3 separate regions of the Homo sapiens genome follow, and regions 1 and 2 are each linked to region 3. Evidence: chromatin contacts called from ENCODE Hi-C or POLR2A ChIA-PET data. All regions are on one chromosome and are shown on one strand. Each heading gives the region's core, a stretch centred on a gene start or an enhancer-like site at or near the end of the contact. The rest is flanking DNA. Distances are from core to core; before and after follow the strand shown.

Region 1 (3,822 bases), core at 475-2,974, 3.9 Mb before region 3:
GGGGAAAAAGGAGTGTTGTGGTGGGATTAAGATTAAGTAGGGGCAGGACTGTATTAATGTACCACTGAATCTAAAATGGATAAGGAAGGAAGTGAAGAGGGGATTAATGTATAAGAGATAAAGTAGAGGCTTTCAACCGATTAGATGCTCTGCTCTGATAAAGTGAAAGAACAGGCCGGGTGCAGTGGCTTACGCCTGTAATCCCAGCACTATGGGAGGCCGAGGCGAGCGGATCACCTGAGTTCAGGACTTCGAGACCAGCCTGGCCAACATGGCGAAACCTGTCTCTACTAAAAATGCAAAAATTAGCTGGCTTGGTGGCGCACACCTGTAATCCTAGCTACTCGAGAGGCTGAGGCAGTAGAATTGCTTGAACCCAGGAGGCGGAGGTTGCAGTGAGCTGAGGTTGCGCCACTGCACTCCAGCCTGGGCGACAGAGCAAGACTCCTTCTAAAAAAAAAAAGTGAAATAACAGTAATAACAGTTATGCTGTAATTCTATTTTTTTTGGGGGGGGGGAACAGTGTCTCTGTCACCCAGGCTGGAGTGCAGTGGCACAATCATGGCTCACTGCAACCTCCGCCTCTCCTGGGCTCAGGTGATCTCCCACCTCAGCCTTCCGAGTAGATGGGACCACAGGCATGCGCCAAAACGCCTCATTAAACTTTGTATTTTTTGTAGAGATGGGGTATCGCCTTGTTGCCCAGGCTGCTCTCCAACTACTGGGCCCAAGAGATTCGCCTGCCTCAGCCTTCCAAAGTGCTGAAATTACAGGCGTGAGCTACTGCATCAGGCCTATAATTCAAAAGTAGTCAAGCTGAGAGAATAGCAGGCTGTGGTTGAAAAGAGGGTTGTTCAAATTACTGAGTCGTGACGCGATAGCGTTTGGAGGGACAAGGTCCAGGTTTTAACTGGGATTGGGAGGCTGATATAAGGGTCGCTAAAGACGAGGCCCGATGTTGAATGGGTTGGCCACATAGGCTCTGAAATTATCAAAGATGGTCAGACGGGAGACAGACAAGGAGCTGGATACACAGATCGGCAGATTATCTCCAAACGGGGTGAAGTAGGTGACAGAGTCTAAGGGGAAGGGCTGAAGAAGCAAGTGTTTTTACAAGAGGTGACAGCACCTGGCACATAATCCCGACCTCTGCAAACTGAGACCTGAGAATACTAATTCATGTGAGAAAGTTTCAAGGGACGCAACATTCTCGGGACAGCCAGGTCTCTGTCCCAGGAAGGAGCGGAGAAGTTTAGAGACAAGCTGATCTAAACACGAGAACCTCTGAGGAAGACCGGCTTGAAGGCAGGAGATTGAGGAGGGGACCGAAGCGACGGCAAACCCTACACTCCTCTGCTCTTTAGTTACTTTCCTCCCAGCCAACCGCCCAAGCCACACCAACCTCCGCAATAGAAAACGCTCGGAGAACACGATCTCCCGCCCAGCTCTTTTCAACTCCCCGCGGAAGTGCTCACACCGGAACCCCTCTGTGTCCGCACTTTGCCATTGGCCGAGGCTTCCGCCCGCTTCCATTCGCTTCCTCCCACAACTCAGTCGGGCTGCGCGGTCCGTAGGAGTCACTTCCGCCTCGTCCCACCCCGCCCCCCGGTCCCTTTCTAGCAGCTTCCGGCTTCGGTCCCGCCCCGCCCCCTGTGGCCCCGCCCCGCCCCCGCCCCCGCCCCTGGCTGGCGGTCCAGCCCCGCGGCGCCGCTTCCGGTGCGGGCCCCGCCCCGGCTGTGGCCCCCGGCTGCGGAGGAGTCCGAGACGCAGCTGCCGCGCCGGGGCCTGAGCTGCCGCCTCCTCCGCCGCCCGAAAACCCGGAGTGCCCCGCACAGGTAAGTGGCCCGGGTCCGGGCTCCCTCAGGCATGGCGGGAGAGGAGGCTGCGACAGGTGGAGGGGCCGAGGCCAGGAGCCGAGGCAGGTGTAGAGAGAGAGGGGAATGCGCGAGTCGGGGGCGCGGGGACCGCGAAGGAAAGTGAGAGCGCCGCGGGAGCCCCGAGCGCCCTGTGCCCATTAGGGCATTTGAGATAAAGCGTTTGAGATAAAGCGATGAGAAGGGTGAGGGGCCCTGGAGCTGAGTGGGCGCGCAGATAGGTGGGGCGGGGGCCATCGGAAGAGCCAGCGGATTGGCTGGGAGGGTTGGTAGAGGTAAAAATGATAGGGCTGAATGGGGGGAGGTGAATAAAGAATGGGGGGAGGCGTGCAGGGGTGACCGGGAAGGTGGGCTGTGGGGCTTACAGGGGCCCGGGGCCAAAAGAATCCGGCAGCAAAAGCAGGGGAATGGTCAGCAGGCCGGGTTCAAAGCTGCAGGTAGTCCGTTGTACCCGGCTTGGTGGTCCGGGAACTTTAGGGGAAATGGGGGAGGGGCCCGTGTGAAGGGATGAAGAGGTTTAGATTTGAGACATAAGTTCTCCAAATGTAGGCAGGTGGCATTGTTTGGATCGCTGGCTGCTTAGGGACTGCGGGAAAATGGGCTCTTTGGGGGAGGGTGTGTGTATTGAGTTGTAGAACTGAGTCATCTCAGTCTTACTATAAGAGGCTGTGGGAGGGACACCTCCCCCTCTGCTGGGGACAGCATTCAGAGAAGATGGTGCCACAAGACAAGAAGCAGTTGTTCAGTGACTGGCAGGACTTGGTTGAGAAGTTATTCCGATCGTGATTGATTGACTGTAATGACTATGAGGACATTTAAAATGAACACCGAATTATTTGCTTTATTCTGTAATTTTCTTTGACCCAAATTGTTTTCATTTTAAATGAACACTTTTGCCAACTGAATTTAATGTGGATGTAAATCTTGTCATGCTTTTTTACACTGTAAGAAGAGCTAAAGCAGAATGAAAGTATTGCTGCAAGCGTAACTCACACTTTCTGAAGTGCCAAGAGAGGAAGTAAAGGCAGTAAGAGGCAAATTGGAATGCGAATCTTTCACAGAACACAAAAGGCACAAACAGGGCTATAAGATAAACAGAAAATGAGAATTTTTAATCTCTACTAATTGGCCTAGCTTTAAAAATTGTACCCTTTTTTACTCTAACCTGGAAAAAATCTTAAATCCAAGCAGTTTTTATTGCTGAAGATGTGATTACTTCTCCGTGAATTTTTGAAGATACTAAAGACACTTTGTTTTTTGTCTTTCGACCCAATCCTAAAACACTGGAACAATGCAGATATCAAGTCCCAACATGTGCAGTGCAGCTTCTTTCATGTGATGACAAAATTGTACGCCATGTTGCAAGTCCTGTTCACCTAAAATTGCCCTTGCATAGTAATCCATTCAGTTATGGAGACTTGCTGAAGAAACATAACTCAAGTGAAGTTTGTTGGGGGTGAGGGCCTGCAGGGGAGAGGTGGGGGAGTAAAAGGAGAAGAGGGTGTGAAAGTGATGTGTGTTTGGAGACTGATTGGTAAGAATGCAGATAAACCTGCCCCCAGAATGCTTTTGGCCCGAAAGACTTTTCTTTTTGTGTTTGTCAGAGAATATCATAATAGAAATGAATCAGAAAGAAAGGGGATGTGAAGAGATTTACTTCGCTGTTTATAAAAAAGAAGCAGCATTAACTTGTTGTTCAGACAATGTTGATATCTGTTTCAAATTAATTAACTTTAAAATCTCCAGAGGAATTCCCCCGTTTGCTTTTGAGTGACGATTGCAATTTGAGACTCTTGCCTCCTTGCGTGTTTCTTTCATGTTGTTGAAATTGGATTCTTTTTGAGGCTATAATGTCCAGTTAGTATGGCTCAGTCCACTCAACAAGCAGGCTGGCAATTTGATCAGGGAAATTTGAAAAGCTTAGACCCAAGAGCAGCTTGCTTGGTCT
Region 2 (4,081 bases), core at 1,582-4,081, 4.5 Mb before region 3:
GACAGGCGGAGAGAGAAGCTGCCCTTCACCCCAGACAGCTCTGGCTCAGCTCAGCCTTCGAGTCCACGCCCTCATTTGACCCCAGCTCTGCACCCTCCATAACCTGCCCAGGTCTCTTTTAGGACCCCACCCTGCAGGTTTCAACCTAAGGATGCCAGGACACCTCCAGCCACCAAGGCAAGGCCTTGCCCAGCATGAGGAGAGGTGATGGAAGGCAGGCTCCCCTGGGCTCACAGAACTGCTGGGCCTGTCAGCCACTGCAGGAGACCTAAACCCAAGTAGAATGAGGTCAGAAGGAGGGAGTAGAGAGGAAGGGAGAGGACAGCTCTGGTGGAGGGGCCACCTCTGGCCCCCCTGCACAAGGTTCACCCTGAGCAAGGAAAGATGCTGAAGACAGATAAAAACAGGAAAGACAGAGGAAGTGGGAGTGGGGGTCAACCCCAAGAGATAAATCCCTCCCTTCTCTCACAAGTCAAGAGGAAAGAAGGAAAATAGTGGCCACATGTCTGGCTCTGTGCTGGGGACTTTTCATAATCCTCTCATTCCATCCTCTCAAATATGCCACAAGAAAGGTATGATTACCCCCAGGTCACAGACGGGACTCTGAAGCTCTGAGAGCTTAAAAAGCTTCCCCGGGGAGTGGCTGGGCCAGGCCAGGTCCCTAGCTCAAGTCATGGTGTGGACCCCCAGGTCTCCATCTCAGCAGGGATGGCTGGCAGGAGCGCAGTCCTGGCCAGGGGAGTCTGTGCAGAGGCCCAGGCTATGTTCAGAGCAGAGTTTATTCAAATAGAGCCTAACAGGAAACTTGGCTCCTCTGACTCACTCTGATTCGACCTTATTAAGAAAAAAAGAGAGAGGAGCAGGAGCCAGCATCGGGTAAGGTTTCACGCCAAGAGCTGGCTCTGAGGCCCGCTGAGTGGAATGGCATGTGCCCTGATCCCCCCACATCCAAAGCCTTGAGGCAGCCCCTGCCCTGCTGTCCGAGTCAAGGCGAGGGGTCCTGCCTTCACGTTAGGGCAACTGAGTTCCCTTCCTCACAGCCATCCTCTGTCCTCCCTCCACTCCTCTTCCCTTCCCTCCCTGCCTAGGGGTACCCTGAGGCCTGTTTCCATTTCTCCCCCTCCTCTGCTGCAGCAGCTGCCCATCTGGCTGGCGGGAGGGCCCTACAGGACCCCAGGGATTCCAAGCAGCTGAGGCCAACACTGCAGGGGGCAAGCAGGAGGGAGGGAAGGCTTAACCCTCCAGGTCCCGGCCCTCAGTAAGCCCTGCCTCAGCATCTTGCTTGGTGTCAGTCACACCAGTGGCTCTTTGGAGGAATCTTGTCTGGAGTCTGAGATGGAAACCCCATGCTGGGGAGCTGAGGTGTCAGCGTTGACAAGTTGCTGGCCAGGAGGTATTGGAAGCCCCCTACCTCTGGGCTGGATTCTGGGCATTTAAAGGGTAGAGACATGCTGGAGTCCAAGCCTCAGTCCTGAAGAACAGTGCAATGGGTGAACAAATGCTGCCTGGCAAGGATGGGGTTGGGAGGTCTATAGTTCCCAAAGAATGTCCACTCTAGTTGCCTCCTCTCTAGGTGGGCTCCAGGCATTTCCAAAATAAAGAATATACAGGAGCCAAATTAAGGACAGGTCCTTCATACCTTGTTTATAAGCCCAAGAGGGCAATTTCTGCCCTTCGGTTCCCAGGAACACGGTTGGAGAAGGCAGCCCAGGGGAGGCCAGAAGAGCAGTATTTGGAGTGTGATTTCTTGGATGCCAAAGCGTTCAAACTTCTGGGACCCCCTCCTATCCCTGCCATTCCCAGAAGGAACAGAGAATCTCCCAAAGCACTCTCAGGAGCCATCTGGCCTAATCTTCCATTGGTAAGCCGTGGCACCTGGATCAGATAGAGTAAGGGACTAAGCCACACAGCAACAGGACCAGGCCAGGTCTCCGGAACCCCCTTCTGTTGTTCAATGCTTACTGGCTTCTCTGCCTCACAGTGACCCCTGTCCCATATCAAAGACAGCCCCCAGTTTCATTTTATCCATGTGTACACTCAAGTTATTCCCAGGCTATGCAGAGCCAAGAGATGTAGGACAGAAACCATACGTGATGTCTGGGAAGTTGATCTCTCCCAGGATCTCACAAGTGCTTTTCAGCTCAGGGATACACCCCACTCTTCAGACTGGGAAAGTAAGCCCCTGAGGTGTGCCACGAGGGAAAAGGTGCAGCTCCAGTGCCTCTCTTCGCAGGCCCAAGAGCTGCGGTGCACCTGGGACCTGGAATTAGAGAGTGGTCCCTGTTCAGCATCTCCCCGAGGAGGCCCACCAACAAAGAGGGTGTGTCTTTTTTTTTTTTTTCTTCCTATTGAGGGTGTGGGATAATGGTGGAAGGAACATGCAAAGAGGGTGTGTCTTAATTAGCACTGGCTTTAGGGAACAAGGAAAAGGGAGAACCCGGGAGTACGGGAAGGAGGCTGGGGCAGACAGGAGTCAGAGGCCCATTCCAGCCCAAACGAGAAGCCAGTGAGCAAGGTGGAGACCAGGGATGCTGTGACCAAAGCAGAGAGGAATGGGCGGGGTGGTGCTGACACCCCAGCCCCGTTCTGCCTGCCAGAGCCCCACTTACCAGGCCCGAGTCCCCAGAGGTCCCCTCCTACTCCCTGCTCGATTCCCTTCCTCAGAGGCAGGTCTGTGGCTTGGCTGGGAACTCCAGGGACTGAGGGAGCACTGCAGCTGTGGGACCGGCGCATAGCTAAAAGCCGGCGGGCCATAGGGCCCCGCGGAGGAGGCCCCAGCAGGCGGACCAGGAGGCCGAAGCCTCCCGACGCTCCCAGCCTGTTGCTTATTCATTCAGAGTGGGAAAGCGCCAGCCGAGCGGCCAGCCAGTGCGGGGCTGGCCATGTAAGGCCCACAGGCGGTCCTGCCCGCCCGGTGCCCTGCGGAGAGCCTCGTGCAGCCCTGGGCACCGCCCCTGCCCTGCCCTGACCCCTTGGCCTTGAAATGCTGTCATCGGAGGAGCCGTCCCGCTCGGGACAAGGCCAGCATGGACAAAGCTAGAGCTGGGGCAAGCAAGGAGCCTTCCTGTCCTCGAGGCCGTGGGAAGAGAAGCACGCCCAGGGGGCCACTCCTGAGAGCCTCTCTGTCCACCAGGCCTCTGCAGAGGGGTCACCATGGCTCTGGCCCGAGGCAGCCGGCAGCTGGGGGCCCTGGTGTGGGGCGCCTGCCTGTGCGTGCTGGTGCACGGGCAGCAGGCGCAGCCCGGGCAGGGCTCGGACCCCGCCCGCTGGCGGCAGCTGATCCAGTGGGAGAACAACGGGCAGGTGTACAGCTTGCTCAACTCGGGCTCAGAGTACGTGCCGGCCGGACCTCAGCGCTCCGAGAGTAGCTCCCGGGTGCTGCTGGCCGGCGCGCCCCAGGCCCAGCAGCGGCGCAGCCACGGGAGCCCCCGGCGTCGGCAGGCGCCGTCCCTGCCCCTGCCGGGGCGCGTGGGCTCGGACACCGTGCGCGGCCAGGCGCGGCACCCATTCGGCTTTGGCCAGGTGCCCGACAACTGGCGCGAGGTGGCCGTCGGGGACAGCACGGGCATGGCCCGGGCCCGCACCTCCGTCTCCCAGCAACGGCACGGGGGCTCCGCCTCCTCGGTCTCGGCTTCGGCCTTCGCCAGCACCTACCGCCAGCAGCCCTCCTACCCGCAGCAGTTCCCCTACCCGCAGGCGCCCTTCGTCAGCCAGTACGAGAACTACGACCCCGCGTCGCGGACCTACGACCAGGGTTTCGTGTACTACCGGCCCGCGGGCGGCGGCGTGGGCGCGGGGGCGGCGGCCGTGGCCTCGGCGGGGGTCATCTACCCCTACCAGCCCCGGGCGCGCTACGAGGAGTACGGCGGCGGCGAAGAGCTGCCCGAGTACCCGCCTCAGGGCTTCTACCCGGCCCCCGAGAGGCCCTACGTGCCGCCGCCGCCGCCGCCCCCCGACGGCCTGGACCGCCGCTACTCGCACAGTCTGTACAGCGAGGGCACCCCCGGCTTCGAGCAGGCCTACCCTGACCCCGGTCCCGAGGCGGCGCAGGCCCATGGCGGAGACCCACGCCTGGGCTGGT
Region 3 (3,537 bases), core at 819-3,318:
TAGCTGGTACTACAGGCATGCACCACTATGTCTGGCTAACTCTTTAAGTTTTTGTAGAGACAGGGTCTCACCATGTTGCCCAGGCTAGTCTCAAACTCCTAGCATCAAGCGATCCTGCAGCTTTGGCTTCCCAAAGTGCTGGGATTACAAGCTTGAGCTACCAACTGTGCCTGGCCCAGTCGAATATTATATGTCCTGTAAAACCAAACTCATTCGTTATAAATAGATACAAGCATCTGACTACTCAATTTTGTCATCTAATATAGACATGCCTGTGCAGCTACGTATTATAATACATATTATTTTCTAATAAATTACTTTCCTATTTTTCTCCTTTATATTACAGTTAGGTCATTAAGTAGATTATTTATCGTGTATGTAGATTATATTACCTATGAATTTCATGCTGGGATTGTAAAGGAGATGTTACAAAATATAGCAAGGTGAATAAAGGAAATATATTGGAGTTTGGGTTGACAGGGCTTGGATCAATGATTAAAGGGAGTGGATGAAGGAGTCAGGTATAATGTGTTGATTTCTGGCTTGGGCAACCAGGTGGATGGTGGCGCCATTCGCTAATACAGGCAATACAAAAGGAATAGTAGGTTTAAGGAGGGAAATGACGAGTTCAGTTTTGGAGATTTTTAGTTTGAGGTGCCTTGGGATGTGGAGGCATCCCATGGGTACTAGGATATACACCTCCGGGTTTAGGAGATAGGCTCAGGTCACAGGCAGACTGGGAAGCATCAACATATTAACTAATAACTGAAGTCAAAGGAAGTGTGAGATGGGCCAGGGAAAATGGACAGAGGGAGGAGGTACAAGGCCAGAGCCCTGGGACACATTTAATGTCCAATATATTTTTTTTTGAGACAGGGTCTTGCTGTGTTGCTCAGGCTGGAGTGCAGTGGTGCAATCATGGCTCACCACAGCCTCAATCTCCTGGGCCCAAGTGATCCTCCCACCTCAGCCTCCTGAGTAGCTGAGACTACAGGTGCATGCCACCACACTCAGCTAATTTTTAAATTTTTTTTGTAGAGATAGGGTCTCACTACGTTGCTGTGTTTGGTCTTGAACTTTTCAGCTCAAGCCATCCTCCCACTTTGGCCTCCTAAAGTGCTGGAATTACAGGCATGAGCTACTGTGCCCATCAAGTGCCCAGTACATTTAAAAGCTGGGCGGAGGAAGAGGTCTGCAGAGGAGCCTGAGATCAAGCACCCTTAGGAGAAGAAACAAAAGTAGAGTCTGAAGTCACAGAAGCTGATGGAAGAGTATTTTTCAACAATGGGAGAGAACCAGTCAAGATTGAGATATGTGAGATTAGAAAGTGGAGTTATAGCTGGCCTTGGCTAAAGGCATTTCTGGGAGTGGAAGCCAGACTGGAAGAGGATAAGAAGTGGGTGGGGGAGAGCCGAGTATGAGCGACTCTTTCTGGTAAGTTGCTGCGACAGGAGATAATGCTGGGTAGGTGGAGAACACAGGGACCGGAGGAGCTGAGGCGGAAGGATGGAGAGGCTTAAGCATGTGTTAACTGCCACTGGGAAGAAGTCGGCAATCACGGAAGCTACCGGAGGGTAAGAAAAAATTCATTCATTCAACAGTTGAGCGCCTCCCACGCGCCCGATCAGTATGGCCGCCCCCACTTGAAAACACGCGTGTGGGCCGCCCACGTCTGACAAGTTAATGCAAGGCTTTATAGTTAGGGGAAAGCGGTTCTCCTTGAGCTCTTTCTCCTAGCAGTTCCGATTCCGACCCTGACTCCAACAGACACCTTGCGGGAACGCAAACACCGCTCGAATTCATGACCCCAATAGAAAACTTAAGGCCGCAACTAAGTAACGGATCGCTGCGAAGGCCAAACTAGCCACGCCAACGCCCCCACTGGAGCCTCCCCAGCGCTCCGCCCCCGCTCGCGAGAACAGCGGCGACGGCGCGAGAAATCGCTTTCTGGTTAGCTCCGCCCCTTCCCTTTCTTTGTTTTCCTGTCCGACGATCTCGCGGGAGTTAGGCGACAAATCCCGCGAGCGCAGACCCGGGGCTGGCTCTGCTGCTCTCGCGATATTTGCGCGAGCCTGCTTCCTTCTTTCCTCCCTTGCCAGTCCGCCTGTCTTCCTCCCCGTCTTCCCTGCCCGGCCTCCCCCTTCTTCCCCCGCTGGCCCCCTCCCCGGAGGGATAATATGGTCTCCGGCGATGGACGCCCCAAAAGCAGGTCAGTTTCGGGCCTCCGAGCTGGGTCTGGCAGTTGGAAACGCGCGCTGCCTAGGCGCCGAATTCCTTGCTTTTCTCGCCTGGAGTCGCTCGGCAGGCGCCCAGGCCCTCGGGGCTCGGGTTGTGCTCCCCTCGGGGCCTGCCTGCTGGGCCGCCCTTTGAGCCTAGGCCGCGGAAGCTGGGGCTCCCGATCCCCACCCTCCTGCGCGACACCCGCAGGGCGGGCCACCCCACCGCTGGCCTTGACCCGCACCCCTCTCTCTCCGGTGGCCGCTGCCTGCTGCCAGCGGCTTCCTGGCCCCCGTCAGCAACACCAGGGGCAGGGAGAGGCCCACCGTCTTCTCCTGCCCGCCCCCCATTGGCGAGCGATGAAGGCGGGGGCCTGCGTCTCCGTGTTCGGGTCTCACGCAGCTAGATGTTGATTCCACGGTCCAGCCTAAGGCCCCTCAGTCTCTCTGTGCCTCTGGAAGCCGAATGAGGGGCAGTCAAGGTTGAACATTGGTCAGTCAGTTCTCCGACCATTTATTGCACCGCTGTCTCCTCCCCCGTCCACCTCCCTCTACAAAAAAAAAAAAAGAGAAAAAAATACTATTCATTCTGAAAATGGGCTGTGCTTATGTTTTCTCCTTTTGGATGAAAGCCTTAACAATGTTGAGGGTCCTGGCCACCCACCGCTATGAGTCTGCACAAAAGATCTGAAGGTTCTTTTCAACCTCAGGGCTGCCTCCCCGCCACTGCCCCCTAGAATGTTGGGAGCTGAGGCACGTTTAAATGAGACCTCTGGATCTTTGACTTAGTAGTTCAGCTTCAGTTCGTGCAAAACCAGAAGACTTGTCTCTTTCGGGTAGAATATGCTAATTTCCTAGAGATTCTGTTACTTTTATTTTCAGTACTAAGCCCTGGTAAGGACTTAACTGAGAAGTTTTTTTGTTTTGGTTTATTGAATGCTCTGTAAAAATCCGTCTTTTAGTTTTTTTTTTTAATCAGTCCCTCTAATGTTAATTGTGGAATTCACAAATTCCTGTCTCTGCAGTTTTCAAGACATGTCTTTCCAAAACGTCCCCGTGGATTATTTAAATCATTCTTATTGTCCCTTTCCAGGTATTCTTATCACATTTCAGGAGTGAATTATCTTACTAGTTTTTACTTGACAAATTATGGTTTAGAACTATGCTTTCCAGTGTGGTGGATACTAGCCCTGTGTGACTTTAAATTAATCAAAATTAAATAAATTAAAAATTCAGTTCCTCAGGCACGATAGCCACATTTCAGGTGCTCAATAGCCACACGTTGCTAATGGCTACTTTACTGGACAGCTCAAACATAGAA

What was found. Hi-C counts contacts between places; a loop is a spot of excess contacts on that map. ChIA-PET counts read pairs that join two places held with the same protein, here RNA polymerase II (POLR2A). Pooled maps may share reads with other maps.
Region 1: a pooled map shows a loop between it and region 3 (20-fold over the local background). The contact joins the promoter of ARID3B here to the promoter of IREB2 in region 3. A Hi-C loop is called at or near these places in 1 of 168 maps with a recorded cell type or tissue (CD8-positive, alpha-beta T cell) and 5 of 50 pooled maps. POLR2A ChIA-PET finds 5 or more read pairs at or near these places in 1 of 52 experiments (activated CD8-positive, alpha-beta memory T cell).
Region 2: a map of naive thymus-derived CD4-positive, alpha-beta T cell shows a loop between it and region 3 (20-fold over the local background). The contact joins the promoter of LOXL1 here to the promoter of IREB2 in region 3. A Hi-C loop is called at or near these places in 2 of 168 maps with a recorded cell type or tissue (CD8-positive, alpha-beta T cell and naive thymus-derived CD4-positive, alpha-beta T cell) and 4 of 50 pooled maps.

What each region holds. Positions count from the first base shown.
Region 1 is chr15:74,539,496-74,543,317 of GRCh38, forward strand. ARID3B (AT-rich interaction domain 3B) reads left to right here and starts at 1,725. Exons shown (of 9, transcript NM_006465.4): 1 at 1,725-1,835. It overlaps LOC124903528 (a long non-coding RNA gene), which reads right to left and starts at 1,593. Exons shown (of 2, transcript XR_007064719.1): 1 at 1,403-1,593. RefSeq lists enhancers at 981-1,110, 1,045-1,586, 1,161-1,310, 2,661-2,720 and silencers at 1,611-1,970, 2,487-2,671.
Region 2 is chr15:73,923,631-73,927,711 of GRCh38, forward strand. It overlaps LOXL1 (lysyl oxidase like 1), which reads left to right and starts at 2,832. Exons shown (of 7, transcript NM_005576.4): 1 at 2,832-4,081. The coding sequence starts at 3,154. The region is part of intron 1 of LOXL1-AS1 (LOXL1 antisense RNA 1); the gene reads right to left. RefSeq lists enhancers at 1-299, 3,338-4,081 and a silencer at 4,080-4,081.
Region 3 is chr15:78,436,148-78,439,684 of GRCh38, forward strand. IREB2 (iron responsive element binding protein 2) reads left to right here and starts at 2,069. Exons shown (of 22, transcript NM_004136.4): 1 at 2,069-2,209. The coding sequence starts at 2,191. RefSeq lists enhancers at 1,604-1,683, 1,754-1,813 and a silencer at 2,284-2,523.